Linked DNA regions of Homo sapiens: region 2 is linked to region 1. Evidence: read pairs that join two places in POLR2A ChIA-PET (ENCODE). Cell type or tissue: MCF 10A. All regions are shown on one strand. Links, peaks and the distances in the headings refer to the core of each region. The heading gives the core; the rest is flanking DNA. Region 1 has its middle 49 kb from the start of PRDM11. Region 2 overlaps LOC105376650 (a long non-coding RNA gene).

What was found. Peaks named below come from ENCODE experiments on the same cell type or tissue, not always from the same donor. Only the 100,000 strongest peaks of a DNase experiment are listed, where the experiment ranks them.
Region 2: POLR2A ChIA-PET joins it to region 1 with 12 read pairs; 3 of 35 experiments call an interaction of 5 or more read pairs at or near these places.

The regions. Positions count from the first base shown.
Region 1 is chr11:45,096,675-45,099,583 of GRCh38, reverse strand. It overlaps a transcript of PRDM11 not described here. Among named protein-coding and RNA genes, the nearest start is that of PRDM11, 49 kb to the left of the region's middle. In MCF 10A, for the core only: no CTCF peak of the experiment used is centred there; a DNase peak (open chromatin) is centred at 1,533.
Region 2 is chr11:45,041,359-45,044,267 of GRCh38, reverse strand. LOC105376650 (a long non-coding RNA gene) reads right to left here. Exons shown (of 3, transcript XR_931237.3): 2 at 2,522-2,731; 3 at 215-573. Among named protein-coding and RNA genes, the nearest start is that of LINC02685, 69 kb to the right of the region's middle. RefSeq lists an enhancer at 2,435-2,909. In MCF 10A, for the core only: no CTCF peak of the experiment used is centred there; a DNase peak (open chromatin) is centred at 1,547.

The DNA.
Region 1 (2,909 bases), core at 310-2,809:
CAGAAATTAAAAATAAAAAAAGTAAAAAAAAAAGGCAGTGTAAGGCAGGTGCTTCCTCACTCCTGGTCTTGGCTGTGGACCCAGGAGATGTGGGGCCAGAGCCTGTGATTTTTTTTTTTTTTTTTTTTTTTTTAAGATGGAGTCTCACTCTGTTACCCAGGCTGGAGTGCAGTGGCACGATCTTGGCTCACTGCAACCTCCGCCTCCCGAGTTCAAGCAATTCTCCTGCCTCAGCCTCTGGAGTAGCCGGAACTACAGGCACACATCACCACACCTAATTTTTTTGTATCTTTAGTAGAGACAGCGTTTCACTGTGTTGTCCAGGCTGCTCTCGAATTCCTGAGCTCAGGCAATCTGCCCACCTCAGCCTCCCAAAGTGCTAGGATTACAGGCGTGAGCCACCACACCCGGCCCAGAGCCTGTGATCTTAATCTCAAGGCCATCAGGCATCGCGTGCCATTCCTGCTGCTCCACTGCCCCTGCCCCAGTCTAGCCTTCCCTCCCTCCCTCAGCTGGCTTCCTGCAGTAGCCCTCTGGCTAGACATCCCTCCTGCCAATGATCCCTCTCCAGTCCACTTCAATACACTATCAGCCATTTTCCAGAATCTGATTACCTTCTTTTGTTGCTTGAAACACTCCATTGACTCTTTAGAGCTGCAGAATCCAGCTCAAACTCCCTTGCTTAGTACAACACTCCTCAGGAGCCCACCCTTGGGGGTCTTCTAGCCTCACCTTCGCCCGCCTTCCTGTTCCCACATCCTCTGTGTGGCCCTTTCCCATACCCACTATGGAGCACTACCTTTCTCAGGCTTCACAGTGCTATTCTTTCTGACCTCCCCCAACTTCCTCACCTGGGAAAATACAACCCAGGTGTCACTCCTTCCAGGAATTCTCCATTGCCCCTTTCTAGACTTAATTGAATTGTTCCCCACCACCACCCCATAGTCATGGTAGTGGTTAAAATCATGGATCCTGGGACCTGACCACATGGATGCAAATCCCAGCTCTGCCTCCTCATAGCTGTGCGAGCCTGGGCAAGTCACCTGGCCTGGTTTCCCACCTGTAAAGTGGAACTAGCATTAGTAGCAACCTCACTGACCTCATCTCATGCCAACCTCTATCTCGTAATGATTGGTTTCCAGTCTCCCCGACTAAGTCCAAGCTTTTCAAGAGCAAGCACAGTCTCCATTCATCTGTGCTCTTCCTTCCCTGGTGTCTGGTGCAGAGTCAGGTACACATCCCCTGCTCAATGATGGCCAAATGCAGGAATGGATGTCAAGGCCAACATTGGCCAGAGGGTCCTTCCTTAGCACACAGGAACACCCAGCACTGTGTGAGTTTTCCTTGCATGTCAGTCTTCTTCCTGGCCCCAGATGATAAGTCCCTGGGGATGAGGGGAACGAGGCCATCCCCTCCATCAGCTGTGGTGCTAGTCACTGGGCCTGATACTCTGAGGCCTGGGTGGGTTCCCTGAAGGTGCCGCTAGGGCACTGTCCATGGTGCTGAAGAGCTCTGTCACGTGACTAATTCCTCCTTCTGAGATGGTAGTTGGGGAGTGAAGGGATTTGCTTCAGGGCAGCCACGAATGGATTTTTCATCTCCAATCCCAGCCAGCACATTTTGTTCTGACATTTCTTTGGCACCTTTGCCAATGACGTGACGGTGCCTGTGCAGCTCTTTCCCCTGCCTTCCAAATTCCTTGGAGAACTGTCATATTCCCCACTCCCCACTTCCTCCTGCCACTGCAGGCACCTCCAAACATGAGTGTATCACCCAGAGATGTGGACTGAAGAGAGTGGAACACAGCCTGTGGCCCCAGTTGCCAACAAGGCGGCTCCATGCTTTCCGTAGCCTGCTTGTCTCACCTACAGGTGGTCCTAAGCCCTGGATGTGTCCCAATAGCTCCGTCCTCAAGGACAAGCTAAACAGGAAAAGCCTGGCCAGAAAAAATGGTAGTGAAAATAAATTCTGATTCTATGTGTGCAGTAGAGTTCAATGGTCTGAGCATCTGAGCGACACTTGAGTTTGAATCCCATTACCCCTGTGTGATCTTGAGTGATTTGTTCCACCCCTGAGCTTCAATTTCCTCACCTGTTAAATGGGAGGGATGAAAGCTTTCCCACAGGATTGTGGTGAGGACAAAATTAGACAATGTAGGTAAATGTGCTGGCAATTCTGCCGGCATGTAACAAATGCTCACGTTTGGTAGCTACTATTCCTCAGACTTTACTTGATAGAGAAGCCTGTGAATTTCAGACTGGAAGGGAACCTAGTCCAGTGCCTTCAGTTTACATACAAGGAAATTGAGGCTCAGCCAGGTGAAGGACTTGTTTAAGGTCACATGGCCAGTAAGGGAGAGGACTCAGGAGAGCAGGGGAATCTTCAAACTTGTGAGCTATTGATGCATTAAGTCACCAGGATGCTGAAGTTGGAGGTATGGGGGGCTGCATACAGGATGAAGGTAAAGGTGCTTTCTATTTAGCTGCAGGAAATATCCTTGATTTGAACCTTAAAACCAAATTCCCTGGCCTCATCTTCATCCCATTTACCTCTCAGCCACATTTCCAGGTTGGTAGCCTCATTATCCCCGTTTGCCAGATGAGAAAAAGGAGGCTCAGAGGAGCAAGGAGACTGGTGCATGGCCACGCAGCTGCCTCCCTGCCAGGATTGGCATGAAGATCATGTGAGATGAGCAGGCAGGAGTTCCTGAAACAGGCCTGGCAGAGAATGTACTTGGAAATGACAACGTTCCCTTCTCCCTCCTGAAGGAGTCAGTCCTCACATTTCAGAGTAGAAAAAGGCATTTCTGTTCACGCTACCCAGTGCCTCTGTGATTCCACAGGCTTCTAGCACAATCTCCTCAGGAAATAATCAGAAAGACACTAAAAATCAAAGCCAGTGAAGAGGCT
Region 2 (2,909 bases), core at 170-2,669, 55 kb after region 1:
TCACCATCGCCAGCCTGCGACTCCTGGCACACGCTCCTAGTCCCTGCAACACGCTCTCACAGCTAAGCCTCTGTTGTTGGCTCTGCTTTCTGGAGACCCAGGCTAAGATACACCCATTATTTCCCTGCATCCATCATGGGATGTCCACTCCGCACAAAGCTAGAATCTAGGACAGAGGTTATACACCAAGCAGACACGCAGGGCACACAGTTAGTGCTCTATAAGTGTGGCTGTCATCATTATTGAGTCTTTCCACAACCCAGTGATCTAAGTGTTATCATCCAATTACACCGATGGAAACTGAGGTTCAGAGAGGTTAAGTGACTTGCTGAGGTCACACAGCAGGTCAGAAGTAAAACCCATACTTGAACATGTCTATTCTAGTCCAGAGTTCTTGGGACCAAGGGACTCATCTTAGTCAGTTCTGGCTGTCATAATAAAATACCATAGACTAGGTGGCTTAAACAACAGGAATTCTCATATTTCTAAAGTCTGGAAGTCCATGATCAAGGTTCTGGCAGATTTGGTTCCTGGTAAGAGCTCTCTTCCTGATTGTAGACAGCCATCTTCTCACTATGACCTCACATGGGAGGGGGAGAGAGAGAGAGAGAGAGAGAGTTAGTTAGTTCCAGCATCTCTTCCTCTGGTCTTACAAGGACACCAATTCCATCGTGGGGGCCCCACCCTTATTAACTCATCAAACTTAAGTACTTCCCAAAGGCCCCGTCTCCAAATATCATCACATTGGGGGTTAGAGCTTCACATAGGATGTTTGGGAAGACACAGACATGGAGTCCACAACAGGACTGTTTCCTGGTGCTCAGGGGCTGGGCTGCAGCCTTAAACCTCTCTTCCAGCTCAAGGGAGGGCTGAGCATCTCTTGAGCTCCCAGCCTGTGGATTGATTGGCTTTGATTATTTTCTGGAAGGATACTATGCAGGGGGAGTAAAGGAGCATTTTTGGGGGCCTTGGAGTGCAGATCAGCACTCACTCCCCCACACCTTGCCTCCCTTTCCCCTGGATCTGTTCACCCTTTGCCAGCAGGACACAGACCCACCCTTGGTATTAGCTTTGGCTGAGAGGCAAAGTCTGGGCTGCTGGGATGAAAGAAGGGATCTGTCTATAATGGTGTTTCCCAAGCTGCATCCCAAGGTAAACTCATGCCCTCTGAGTCCCATTAGGGCTAAACAAAGAGCAGGCTCTGTAATTAAATGTGCCTGGAAAATGTGAGGTTACATAAAATCGGAAGGCCTTTTTACCCTGGAATTTCTCAGAACCTTGAATATGCCAATCTGTGCTGTGACTGTCCTGAGGGAGTGTGGGGCATGCGGTATTTCCCAAACAGATTTACTCAAGGAACCCTCTTTGCTGAGGACAACTTTTTGGATCTGCAGAACTTGATTTGGGCACAGCTGCTGTAGTGTTTGGCACATTCTCCCCTTTTCCAGATGGACTAGATTGCCTCAGCCAGATGGGGGCTTCCCTGAGGCTGGCTGCTCCTGCCTGGGAAGTCTCTGTTCCCTCTCTTGCTTGCTCTGGGGAGACAGCATGAGTCACTCATCTTGGGCATTGGGTGCCAGCTCTGGGTGAAGGGCGGGGTGTGTTCAACAGGATGCCACTAGCAGCCTCCTTGGTTCCAGCCCTCTGGCATAGAAGCAAACGTTACCTTTAAGGGTAGACCCAATAGGAGATGAAGGTTCTTTCGACATGTGTTGGTTATTAGAGCAATGCTGGTTATTAAAAACTGAGATTCTTTTATACCAGTTGGTTAAAAGCTGCTCCCCCAAGCCCCTGAGTATTTTTACCACCACAGCTGTTCCAACCACCCCAGCCCTCTCCTGAGATCCTTCTCACAATCCAGCAACCAAGGGATTAATGCTTGCCACAACCAGGGCCCTTCAGGACCCTGCTTCAGGCCTCCAGAAGGCCTGGGTGTGTTCTAGCTGGTCATAGCCCTGCCATACCAGGTGAGGAATAATTTGAATATCATCCTTGGTGTCAACTATGAGTGCCCATCAGATGCTCTAGTGTCAGAGGATGAGAGCAGATGAAGAACATGGGGGCAGTGGTGTGCTAGAGGAGAAAGGGCTCAGACCTGGGATTGAGACCTCTTAACCTCTTTGTCTGCCACATTCTAGCTGTGTGCCCTGGAGGGGTTGAGCAGTGTTTTCCTTCCCTGAGTCTCAGTGTTCTCCTCTGCAGGATAGGATGCTATTCCTGCCCTTGGGAGGGTGTTATGAGGGTAAAGGAGCCCTGTAGCCAGCACAGAGCCTGGGCCACAAATAACGTGAATTCTTTTTTCCTTCCCCAGCCTGCCCAGGGCCAGATGCTGGTGGCGGCAGGTGCCTGAAGTGATGCTTCTCTTGCGTGTCCCTCACCCACAGCAGCCTTCTCATTAAGGGAGCTGTTCCGCATCCACATCTAATTACCCTCTAACTGCCTGCACCCCACTGAGCTCCGCCTGCTTTCTGCCTCCTGCCTGGGCAGGAGATGATGTCTAATTGGAAGCCGCTCTGCTAACCTGGCAGGACTCCACTCCTGATGGGGGAGGCAGTCTTGGGGGAGGCTGGCCCCAGCTGGCACCTGTGGGCGACTTCCAGCAGAGGGGCAGGGACAGCAAAGGCAATGGAGGCAGTTTCCAGAATCTCCAGGCTTTGGCTGAGTTACTGGCCCATGAAGGCAGAACCACAGTGAGCTGATGGTGTTGGAAGCTCTGCATTGACTTATTTTTCTGTAAAAGCAATTTAGAGTAGTGATTAGGGGTGCATGCTTGGAGCCCAACAGACCTGGTTTGAGCCTTTGCTCTCTGCTTACCAGCTGGAACCTCTCAAAGCCTCTATGATCCCCAGTTTTCTCATCTGAATGGGAATGCTATCATGGAAAGGAAATGAAAAAAGGACACAAAGGGT